Regions from separate parts of the Homo sapiens genome. Here region 2 is linked to region 1. The links are chromatin loops, found by intact Hi-C in ENCODE. Cell type or tissue: heart left ventricle. All regions are shown on one strand. Links, peaks and the distances in the headings refer to the core of each region. The heading gives the core; the rest is flanking DNA.

Region 1 (6,398 bases), core at 1,399-6,398:
TAATCTCAGCATTTTGGGAGGCTGAGGCAGGCGGATCACCTGAGGTCAGGAGTTTGAGACCAGCCTGGCCAACGTGACAAAACCCCATCTCTACTAAAAATACAAAATTTAGCTGGCCATGGTGGCGCATGCCTGTAGTCCCAGCTCGGGAGGCTGAAGCAGGAGAATGGCGTGAACCTGGGAGGTGGAGGTTGCAGTGAGCCGAGATCGCACCACTGCATTCCAGCCTAGGTGACAGAGCAAGACTCTGTCTCAAAAAAAAAAAAAAAAAAAAAAAAATCCTAGCTGTCTGACACTAGACAGGGGACTAAGCTTGTCTAAAGACTCAGCCTCCATATCTGTAGTGGAAGATTAATAACAGCGTCTACGTCAAAGAGTTGATATAAGGATAAAATGCAAAAATCCATTTAATGCATTTAGCATAGAGCCTGTCACACAGTAAGAACTTAATAAATATTGGGATTATGATTAATACTGTATTTAATAACTCAAGGTAACAGCGGAATTGCTTTTCTTTCAAATATAAGACTGCTAAGATGGCAGATGGACACTAAAATACTACTGCTGAAATAGCAAGTCGTAGTATAACTTTATCTGAAAATCACGTAATTGTGAGGATTTCCATAACTTCTTTGTTTCCTTATTTTATTCTGCTTCTTTTTCTGCCTTGTGGTCCTTGCTTAATTCCTAATTTTGTTACATTCTCAAAGTTGTCCTTTGGCATCTTCTAAGCTTTTGATAAAGCAGTTAACATTATTAGCAGTTAACAGCTAACACTATCACTATTGTATTTTTTTCTTTTGCTTTTTCTTTCAAAGATATGTTCTAAATAACAGCTGATGGGGAAAGGAGACAAAGTTGACTAAACGGAAGTAATCAGTTACCTTTAGCATGCTGGTGGTTTCTTGTTAAAGATTCCAGAAAATACCCAAAGCATAAAAGCATAAACATCTCTTTGATATCTTATGATTAATAAAATAATTATTGTCAAGTATAGGTCTAAGTGTTAATGATCACCGGAGATTATTATTATTAATTTTTGAGACAGAGTCTAGCTCTGTCGCCCAGGCTGGAGTGCAGTGGCCCAATCTCGGCCCACTGCAACCTCCCCCTCTTGGGTTGAAACGATTCTCCTGCCTCAGCCTCCCGAACAGCTGGGATTAGAGGCGCCCACCACCAGGCCCAGCTAATTTTTTTTGTATTTTTAGTAGAAATGAGGTTTCGCTACGTTGGCCAGGCTGGTCCTCAATGCCTGGCCTCAACTGTTAGTCAGGATGGTCTCGATCTCCTGACCTCGTGATCCGCCCGCTTTGGCCTCCGAAAGTGCTAGGATTACAGGAATGAGCCACCACGACCGACCGAGACTATGCATTTAAAAGATTAATGTTATAAAAACATTTTGATAATCCAAGTCTGTTGAAATTCTTCCACGTGGCCCAGTTTTACATACGATTCCACATGGCATGATTTGTTTCATAAGAATATGATGGATGAAGTACATGACTGAGGTATTATTAAATGTTAATGATGTCTATTCTATTGTTTCAGATGAAATACGAATTGGCTTAAGAGAAAATAGTTCCATTAAAATGGGGTAAGATCCCCGACACATGTTCTTTTTCACCCTTGTACCTCCAAACACTGAGAATAGTTCTTGTTACAGATGTTGTATTAATATCTGCTAAATTAATCTAAGATGCGGATGCCAGGATAATAATTAAGGAAGAAGGCACTGGAAGTTGGAGAGTTCTTCTATCTCCCTGTCATGACGCCCGCCCAAAATGAAAATAAAATATAAGCTTCTCAAAATAACCCAGAAATAGTGGCTCACGCCTGTAATCCCAGCACTTTGGGAGGCCGAGGCGGGCGGATCACGAGGTCAGGAGATCGAGACCATCCTGACTAACACGGTGAAATCCCGTCTCTATTAAAAATACAAAAAATTAACCTGGCGTGGTGGCACGCGCCTGTAGTCCTAGCTACTCGAGAGGCAGAGGCAGGAGAATCGTTTGAACCCGGGAGGCGGAGGTTGCAGTGAGCCGAGATCGCGCCACTGCACTCCAGCCTGGGCAACAGAGAGAGACTCCGTCTCAAACAAACAAACAAAAAAACCCAGAAACAGTTTTTCTAAATGAAAAGTTTAGAATTTTAAAAATTGTATAGAAAACACAAGCAGGCTGCCGCTTGTAAGAGAATGCTGCGTGCACAACTATTTCAGCAATTTAACAGGTGCATGAATGAACTTATTTTCCAAAGGAAAAACAAGTGTAACAAAAATAACTTGACTATAGACGGATGGTTAAGATGGAGACTATGCTGACAAATGGAGAGCCTACAGTATAAAGCATTTCAAATAAATTTCTTAGTCTGTTTATAACAATGACAGACCACTGCACAAGAGAAATGTGCATGTAGCTCCCTTAAAGTATAAAGGTGAAAAGGTCATTTAAAGGGTCGATATGTTAAATCAAAACTTAAACCACAACCTACGGATTTTTTAAAAATCACACGCATTAATGTTCAGTATTTAGTAAACTGTTGAGAAAAGCAAGTTGGATACACCGTTCCCACAGAAATCTTCACATCCCTTCCCATTTCCCTAGTAGCCGGCGCCCCGCTCCCAGGAGTCTCATCCACACCACTATTCCTCGGCCTCTCCGCCCTAGCCCCCAATATCCTCGGGTTCCTATTTTTCTGGCCTCCACCCCCACTCAAGGATCCCAATGAGGTTCTAACTCTACAATTGCAGCCTGTGTGCCCCAAGAAATAAAGCTGCTCCCCTGCCCCAGTAGAGAACGCCCGAGAGGCGGGAGCGAGGCACCAAAGCACAAGCTGGGCCTCTCCGGCCTTCCAGGCCACCGGCCGCGGGAAGACGAGGGCGGGGGCACAGAGGAATACGGAATGTATGGGCATCTCCAGGGGGGTGAGGCGTCCCTCAGCCGCACCAGCCCGGCCGCCCCTACGCCTCTGGTACCGAATCTGAACCGTGTTCCTGCAGAAACTTGATAATGTCCTTCTTGGGCAGCTGCTCACTGCGCAGCTGCTCCACGGTCCACGCCCGCTGTGGAACGGCCGCCGCCATCTTCCCCCGCTGCCTCCGCTTTACTGAGCCAGCCCGCCGCAGTTCGGCATCGCCCCGCCCCCTAGGGCGGGGCGGGGCCACTCACGGAGGTCGAGGGGCGGGCCTCTGCTCTAGCAGTCGGGATTGGGGCCTGTCTTTGAGTGACGTCAAGGCTGTGCTATGAGGGCTTCTTTGTTGAGTCCGGGTTGAAAAACCTACCGCGGTCGTCTCTGCAGTCGACTGAGTAGAAGACCGCTAGAGATCTTCGATTCTGAATTAGACACCTTGTGAAGCGACCTCTGATGGTAGCGACATTTATCAACCATTACCCACATTTAAGGCAGCTATGCCTTTAAAGTCCAGTCTATAACCTGTTAAAAGAAAACAGCATTCAGGCTCCTTATCTCGTTTTATCTAGTTCTAGCCTAAAAAGTCACACCTGAAGTGCTTCAGTCCTTGTCGATCCGAAAACCCATATCCCACCATTTCCCTTTTAAAGATCACACAACCGAAACTTAAATACAAACTGCCCATCCCCTTCCCCCCATACAAATACGAGAAAGTTTGTCCAAAACGAAGTTCAGAAACTTTAACAAATAAAACAATTTATAAAGAAGCCGCACTCAGGATGCCACTTGCTGATGAGAATGACATTATTAATGCTCGTAACTCTGTGATGTATATTTTTTTCTCAGTACACGAGGAAACAAATTTACAGAGGTTACTCAAAGTCAGGTTTAGAGAGAAGTCAGGAATTATTTGAGACAGAAATCTTCGTTAGAGTGGAATAATTGCACACCGACGTTTATTATAATGCTCTTACCTATAATAAAGATTTAATAGTTGAACATCAGGACTCCTTACTTAAAAAAATGTAGGCTGACTCTGGGCATGTTGCCTATGAGTTAGCTCTGCTTTGCAAGGAGCATTAAAAAAAAAAATTCTGACGAATAGCTGGACCAGACCACGTTCACTTCCCTTTAAACAATGAAAATATTAAAATAATGGGTTGCCACTCCCAGCGCGGTGAAAAAGAGACTTGGCATTTTGTTTTCTCAGCCCAGATAGAGATATAAGACAAATTATTCCATCTACACATTTTTGCTTTTCACTTTATATTCTGATTTAAAAGTACAAGGAATGAGGCACGTTAGACGCTCAATAACATTAAGTTCCCAAACTGGTGGCTATTCCATTGTCCCCGGGTATGTAATATTTTACAATAAATCTCTATTATAACATTTTAAGTGATTTATCACGTTAGCAATGACGCCCAGCCATCTAATCATTGGAAACGGAACTTAAATTTAGAGTTTGTTAAAACAAAACACCGGAACCGCACCGGGGACCATATTTAGAGTAACGCCTTAATAATGCGCATGAGTCTCCGGCAGGGCTGTGAAGGTTTCCGGGAAGCCAGCCAATCATTCCCAACGGAAACTCAGTAGCGGCATTTTCAACTGGATAAACTGGCCTTAGTCCCGCCTTCTCGTTCCAGAGTTTTGTGCGAAGGAAACCGATGGGGATCGGAACCGTAGCGGTTGAGCTGCTGCTGCTACGGATATCTGACAGAAGCCTTCGGTGGTTGTCGGCCTAATGAGCGGACGGCAAAGAACGCTTTTTCAGACGTGGGGCTCAAGTATCTCCCGATCATCTGGGACTCCGGGTTGCAGCTCCGGAACTGAGCGACCTCAGAGCCCTGGCAGCTCCAAGGCGCCTTTGCCAGCAGCAGCGGAGGCTCAGCTGGAGTCGGACGATGATGTGTTGCTTGTCGCGGCGTACGAGGCTGAGCGGCAGTTGTGTCTAGAGAATGGCGGGTTCTGCACCTCCGCGGGCGCCCTGTGGATTTACCCTACCAATTGCCCAGTGCGGGACTACCAGCTGCACATTTCCCGGGCTGCTCTGTTTTGCAATACGCTGGTGTGTCTGCCTACCGGACTGGGAAAGACCTTTATTGCCGCCGTGGTCATGTACAATTTCTACCGCTGGTTCCCTTCAGGAAAGGTGGTCTTCATGGCCCCAACGAAACCCTTGGTGACACAGCAGATCGAGGCTTGCTACCAGGTGATGGGTATCCCGCAATCCCACATGGCCGAAATGACAGGTATCTTAGACTGGACTAATTTTGAAGTAAGAGCTGGGAATTCCTGACCCATGTGGAATAGTTCCCAAGCTACAACATGTGCATCTTACGCCCTCCCTCTTAAAACATTCTCTACTTGCAGCAAGCCCAAAACTGATGAATAGGGTTGCTTTATTCAATCTTCAGAGAATATCTGCAGCTTGTCATAGTATTTTGAAGCTATTATGTGCGTATACCCCATGGGTAACTGAACATGATATTTCCTGGCATTCTTCCTGAAAAAGATTTCTCAGTTGAAGAATTTGCCTCTCTTCAAATATGCCATTTTGTAGGAATTTTCTAAAGACAATTTGGTTGTAGTCCTAGATAAGTGCCAGCTTTGATATTTGGACCACACCAGAACTTTAAAATGTAGCATTCCGATGAATTGTCAAATTGTTTTTCTCTTAATGTTACCAAAGCATGTTTGCATTCTGAAAAAGCCAGACTATTTATATTTTATAGATAACAGTCTGAAGTTTAGAATGTAGAATGTCACTTTTATTTTCAGGGTCTACACAAGCTTCCACCAGGAAGGAAATATGGTGCAGTAAGAGAGTGCTTTTTCTTACACCTCAGGTCATGGTAAATGACCTTTCTAGAGGAGCTTGTCCCGCTGCTGAAATAAAGTGTTTAGTTATTGATGAAGCTCATAAAGCTCTCGGAAACTATGCTTATTGCCAGGTAATAATTTTGTTAAACGGTATTTTGTATTGTAACTGTACTGTTAAAGAGAATTTTGGCGAATAGTTACTAGTGATGGAAGTTATTGACAATATTATTATAAAAAGCCTTTACGTCTATTATCTCAGAACAGATGGTGATAAAGAATATCTGTACTTTCTGTCATCCATTCAAATCAGTGTCTTCACTGCCTTTTGCTGTTATTGTTGTTTTCTTTTTCTTTTCTTCTATTTTAAGACTAACCAGATAATTAGTGTCAGATGTAGATCATGAGAGCCTAGTCATGGTTGGGACAGTGATCTAAAATAGGGTATGAAAGGAGTTTTGAAATTAATAAAGATTGGTAGTGGATATGCGGTGTCTCTTCTTGGCGGCTAGGTAAAATAATGACATAATGTATGCCACATACCTAACACAGTGCCTTCCAGTTGAGTACTCCAGGAATATAAAATAAGATGAAGTAGTGGGATGTGGTTGCAAACATCATTCATATCTTTGCACTGAATGAAGTTGACTTTCTGTTTCCCTCTT
Region 2 (6,398 bases), core at 944-5,943, 220 kb before region 1:
AAGAAGTTTGAAGAAGAAAATAAAGGTCATCCATAACTTCTCCACCATCATTTCTTCCATCCATAATTTACACAATTATGATTACATAATCCAGTGATTGGCTCACACTGGTAAAGACTTTTTGGAAAGTCTAGCATGGCTCTACAGTACTGAAGAGAACCAAGAACCAAGGAGTTAGGGCTTGGAAGGAAGAAGTGTATACTCCTGGAGGCCAGCATAGTGGTGATAGAGATAATTAACATGACAAAACTCCAAGAGGAAAGTAAGACTCAGGAAAACAGCTGTGGCCACCTGTTCAGGCATTTCTTTTCACCCGGACACTTGCTTTCAAAAACATTTGTCTTCTTAAACCTTCAATAACTCATTCTTTTATTTTACAAAGGATATCATTCCTTTACAATCCTCTACCTACATCTTAATCATAGTATCCCGGGTGCTGAAGTTTGGAAGCAAGACCAGGATGGAATAAATTGTCCCCAAATAGATACAACCAAATAGACTTTCTGTTTTCCTGTTAACCTAATACAGAGTTGTAACAAAGAAAGATTAAAATACACTCAACGTAATTAGCTTTAAGGGCAGGGTGGACAAAATCTGAGAGAGTTTTTGAAGAGGAGAGAAGCAGATACAGTAAGTATCTCCGCATACCCAACATATGAGAATTTTAGGGCAGTGGAAAGGGATTGGGAAGGAGAAAAAACACAAGAGAGCTGACCTGAGCTCAAGTTAAGAAGAGACCAGGTTAAGGCTTGGAGAAAATGGCCCACCAGCTAGGAAAATCCTTTCCCAAGCAGGCTAGGTTTGATTTGGGGGCTGCAAACTAGAACAAGGTAATATCAGACATATTTTCTCTGCAGCATTCATTTAATATATACTTATTGAGTATCTACCATTTGCTACTTGAATTAGATATGCTTTCAGCCCTGGAAGAGTATACATGCCTACAGCGGGAGAAAAATGAGTAAAACAATGATGACAGTATAAAACGAAATACTATGGCAGGGTAGGTACCTGGGGCTTTGAGAGTACACAGGAGGGACAACTCTGAAAACAACCGCTGTGAGGTTTTTGAACCAGGCCTTTCACAGTAGCTGCCCACCACTCCCGGAGGAGATCTGTAAAGGAAAAAGATTACAGATTCTTCAGCTTGTGATTTCAAAGACAATTATACAGTACTATTTCCTCTACCTCTACAATTACAGAGTACTATTTCAAAGACAATTATATAGTACTGAGAGGTGACAACGTGCTAGCAGTCCTCGCTCTCTCTCCGCGCCTCCTCGGCCTCGGCGTCCACTCTGGCCGCGCTCAAGCAGTGGCCGCGCTCAAGGACCCCTTCAGCCGTCCGCTGCGCTGGAGGGGTCCCACTATGGGACTGGCCGAGGCCGCAGCCGGCTCCCTCTCCTCGCAGGGAGGTGTGGAGAGAAAGGCGCGGGCGGGAGCCGGTGCTGCACGCGGTGCTCACGGGCCGGCGCCGGTTCCGGGTGGGCGCTGGGCTAGGCGGGCCCGCACTCGGAGCGGCCGGCCGCGCCACCGGCCACCAGCAGTAAGGGGCTTAGCACCGGGGCCAGCAGCTGCGGAGGGTGCCCCGGCTCCCCCAGCACGGCAGGCCCGCCCGCGCCGCGATCGAATTCTCGCCGCGCCTCACCCGCCTCCCCGCAGGGCAAGGCTCGGGACCTGCAGCCCACCATGCTTGAGCCCCCTCACCGTTGGCTCCCGCGCGGCTGGAGCCTCCCCGACGGGCGCCGCCCCCTGCTCCACGACGGCCGGACCCATGGACCGCGGAAGGGCTGAGAAGTGCGGGCGTGGGGCGTGTGTCCGGCTGGCAGCTCCGCCAGCGGACCTACACCAGACCCACTAGGGAAGCCAGCTGGGTTCCTGAGTGGGGTGGGCACTTGGAGAACTTTTATGTCTAGCTAAAGGTTTGTAAATGCACCAATCAGCACTTTGTGTCTATCTCAAGGTTTGTAAACGCACCAATCAGCACCCTGTGTCTAGCTCAAAGTTTGTAAACGCACCAATCAGTGCTCTGTGTCTAGCTAATCTAGTGGGGACTTGGAGAACTTCCTTGTCTAGCTAAAGGATTATAAATGCACCAATCAGTACTCTGTGTCTCGCTCAAGGTTTGTAAACGCACCAATCAGCACCCTGTCAAAATGGGCCAATCAGCTCTCTGTAAAATGGGCCAATCAGCTCTCTGTAAAATGGGCCAATCAGCTCTCTGTAAAATAGACCAATCAGCAGGATGTGGGTGGGGTCAGATAAGGGAATAAAAGCAGGCAGCTGGTTTTTGTCCTCTTCCAGGCTGTGGAAATTTTGTTTTTTTGCAGTTTGCAGTAATCTTCCTGTTGCTCGCTTTTTGGGTCCGTGCTGCCTTTATGGGCTCTAACACTTACCATGAAGGTTTGCAGCTTCAGTCCTGAAACCAGCAACACCAGGAACCCACCAACTCCGGACACAGTACTATTTCTTCTACCCCCAAAGCCTAACTGCCATTATTTCTACTAGAATGCTATAAGCCTTACATTTAAAGATAAAAAATTTTCAAACACCTTCAAATTTTAAGAAAATATGTCACAGCTAAAGTAATCCACACAAATTAACCTCAATTTTTTTCTCTTTCTGATAATAGGGAATATGTGAGAGGGTCACTTGGGATAAGCCTTCTTTACTAGTAGTAGTAGTAGTGGTAGTAGTAGTAGTGGTAGTAGTATTTTGAGACAGAGTCTGGCTCTGTGGCCCAGGCTGGAGTGCAGTGGTGCAATCTCGGTTCACTGCAACCTCCGCCTCCCGCGCTCAAGCAATTTTCGGGCTCAAGCCTTCCGAGTAGCTGGGACTGCAGGGGCTCGCCACCATGCCTGGCTAATTTTTTTGTGTTTTAGTAGAGATGGGGTTTCACCATGTTGGCCAGGTTGGTCTCGAAACGCTAGCCTCCAGTTGATCCACCCGCCTCGGCGTTAAAAAGTGCTGGGATTATACAGGCGTGAGCCCTTGCGCCCCGCCGGGCCTTCTTTAAGCACTTGGTAAATGTCCGCTGGAATTCTGAAGGAAAAGGACTGATTCCCAGCTCCTGCAGTATTCTTCAAAAACACTAGGTGGTAGAAGCTCCACGGCATAGAATGTAAAGGACCTGGAGAGAAAACAATACCTGAACTTTTTTGGCCTTAAAAGTATTCACCTACTTTTAGTGTGTGTATGTGTGACAGAGTCTCGCTCTGTTGCCCAGGCTGGAGTGCAATGGCGCAGCTCACTGCAACCTCTGCCTCCCGGGTTCAAGCCATTCTCCTGCCTCAGCCTCTCGAGTAGCTGGGACTACAGGCATGTGCCACCATGCCTGGCTAATTTTTTTATTTTTAGTATTTTGTATTTTGTGTTTTAGTATTTTTAGTACAAAAATTGTACTGTTGGCTAGGCTGGTTTCAAACTCCTGACCTCAAGTGAACTACCCGCCTTTGCCTTCCAAAGTGCTGGGATTACAGGTGTGAGCCACCACGACCAGCTATTAACTTACTTTATAATTTGGGTGATGCGAGCAAATTTTCCTTCTGTTCTGTGATACTACCTACTCATAAGTCGGGGGAAATATACAACCAAGATGCGTTTGATAAAGTTGGCTGTGCTCTCTGCCAACATTCCCGCTAAAATATTATTTGTAAACTGACCCCTGGGGTTTCTTCACCTATTTCCTCCCAACCCTCATGGCTTCTGAAATTTCCCCCTCTTCCTTCAGCTCTCTTTTTGAGAAGGCTTAGGAATTTTATCCTCAGCAAGCTTATAAAATGCCAGAAGACCTAATTTAGGATTGTCCTTTTTCACCCAGGAAAAAGACTGGATTTGCAGACTAAGTGAATCATGCTATATGATCAATGAATTATCTCTTTTATCATTAGTTCTTGATTGATTGTGTTTTCAGGCTGTCGAGGAAAGGCAAGAATATGGCAGTTAAATCCGGATTTTGAAGTTAGATTGCCTGGATTCAAATCCAGGCTCAGTCATGGGCTGTGTAGCTTTGGGCATGTGACTTAACCTATTTGTTTCCTCACTGTAAAGTGGAGATAATACTAGAATATATCTCATAAGGTTGTAGTGAGGATTAAATGAATTACTATATATAGCACTTACTGCCTGACACATAGTAAGCACTATGAAAGTGCTAGCTGCTGAGGCAGGAGAATAGGGAATTAGGGTAACCAAGGGTTAATGCATAAGCAAAAGAACAGCAGGCGCAGATAGTTCTAGGCAAGATTAGGCAGCATACAGGCTACATCTTGGCTCCTGTGATAACAAGACAGAAGTTTCCGCTTCAATCTGTGATTGACTGCAGGGCAAGCCTCCACTTCAGCCTCTGGTTGGTCGTAGGCCAATCCTTCATAGGGTGTAACCAACTGGAGGCCTCCAAATGTTATGTAGGGGTGTTGCCCATGTTCTTTTGGCTTTATAAAAACCTTGGGGAGCATTTCAGTAGCGGGACTCTTGAGCTGCCTCTTGAAGCCCATTCCCAGTCTGTGGAATGTACTTTCACTACAATGAATCTGTGTTTTCATTACTCTATTCTTTTGTTGCTTTGTCTTTTGTTGTTTCTTTCTTTTGTTACTTTGTGTATTTTGTTCAATTCTTTGTTCAACACGCCAAGAACCTGGACAATTCACAGTTAAGAACTTCCCACCCAGTAACATTACCATTATGGATTCCTCTTTCAATATTTTATTAAGAAATTACAGCAAATTAGTGTGTAGTGTTGTTGCAGAAAATTAAATTCTATGCAAATATTTCAAGTTTGTTGGCTGAAAACCATTGCTGGTATTTCTGTGGAAATGAAGATCACAGAACAAATTACAATGTAAAAATAGTTTTAAAAAGTTAAATACATGAATTAGTTTAAAATGCAAGAACAAAGCAAAGCAAAAATTTGAAGAGAAAGTGAATAAAGTTTCCTAGACATCAAATGGTAAAATATCCCATATTGTTCCTGTTCAAAATCTTTAACCATTTAACCACCAGATACTATCCAAAATTGTTTATCCCCCTACCATAGTCTTCAGTGTTTATGTCTGCCCACAATTCATATGTTGAAACTCTCATCCCCAAAATGATGGCATTAGGAGGTGGGGCAAGGCAATTAGGTCATGACAGTGGAGCCCTCCTGGATGGGATTAGTGCCCTTAGAAAAAAGACCCAAGAGAGATGCCACACTCCTACTACCATGTGAAGGCATAGCAAGATTACGCCTATGAACCAGAAAAAAAGTGTTCTTACCAGAAACCAAATCTGCCTTTATCTTGGACTTCCCAGCCTCCAGAACTGTGGGAAATAATTTCTGTTGCTTATAAGCTACTCAGTTTATGGTATTTTGTTACAGCAGTCCAAATGAACTAAGATACCACCATGTATACATACACATATACACACTATATATGTGTGTATATACACACACATATACACACTATATATGTGTGTATATACACACACATATACACACTATATATGTGTGTACACACACACACACACACTATATATGTGTGTACACACACACACACATACACACTATATATGTGTGTACACACACACACACATACACACTATATATGTGTGTACACACACACATATACACACTATATATGTGTGTACACACACACACATATACACACTATATATGTGTGTACACACACACACATATACACACTATATATGTGTGTACACACACACACATATACACACTATATATGTGTGTACACACACACACATATACACACTATATATGTGTGTACACACACACACATATACACACTATATATGTGTGTACACACACACACATACACACTATATATGTGTGTACACACACACACATACACACTATATATGTGTGTATACACACACACATATACACACTATATATGTGTGTATACACACACATATACACACTATATATGTGTGTATACACACACATATACACACTATATATGTGTGTATTCACACATATACACACTATATATGTGTGTGTATACACACATATACACACTATATATGTGTGTATACACACATATACACACTATATATGTGTGTATATACACACACATATACACACTATATATGTGTATACACACACATATACGCACTATATATGTGTGTATACACACACATATACGCACTATATATGTGTGTATACACACACATATACGCACTATATATGTGTGTATATACACACACATATACGCACTATATATGTGTGTGTATATACACACACATATATGCACTATATATGTGTGTGTATATACACACACATAAATACACTATATATGTGTGTGTATATACACACATATATACACTATATATGTGTGTGTATACACACATATATACACTATGTGTGTGTACACATACATATATACACTGTGTGTGTA

What was found. Hi-C counts contacts between places; a loop is a spot of excess contacts. Peaks named below come from ENCODE experiments on the same cell type or tissue, not always from the same donor. Only the 100,000 strongest peaks of a DNase experiment are listed, where the experiment ranks them.
Region 2: a loop joins it to region 1, with 4 times the contacts of the local background. A loop is called at or near these places in 43 of 110 quality-filtered maps.

What each region holds. Positions count from the first base shown.
Region 1 is chr14:45,131,375-45,137,772 of GRCh38, forward strand. FKBP3 (FKBP prolyl isomerase 3) reads right to left here and starts at 3,107. Exons shown (of 7, transcript NM_002013.4): 1 at 2,975-3,107. The coding sequence starts at 3,082. It overlaps FANCM (FA complementation group M), which reads left to right and starts at 4,556. Exons shown (of 23, transcript NM_020937.4): 1 at 4,556-5,165; 2 at 5,695-5,867. The coding sequence starts at 4,658. RefSeq lists enhancers at 2,305-3,176, 2,864-3,083, 3,177-4,047, 4,710-4,759 and a silencer at 3,053-3,230. In heart left ventricle, for the core only: CTCF peaks have their summits at 3,344 and 3,557; DNase peaks (open chromatin) are centred at 2,887, 3,157, 4,517 and 4,777; H3K4me3 peaks cover 4,626 bases; H3K27ac peaks cover 2,097 bases.
Region 2 is chr14:44,910,746-44,917,143 of GRCh38, forward strand. It overlaps LOC101927418 (a long non-coding RNA gene), which reads right to left and starts at 1,172. Exons shown (of 3, transcript NR_110050.1): 1 at 1,012-1,172. In heart left ventricle, for the core only: a CTCF peak has its summit at 3,091; DNase peaks (open chromatin) are centred at 1,446 and 1,606; H3K4me3 peaks cover 2,026 bases.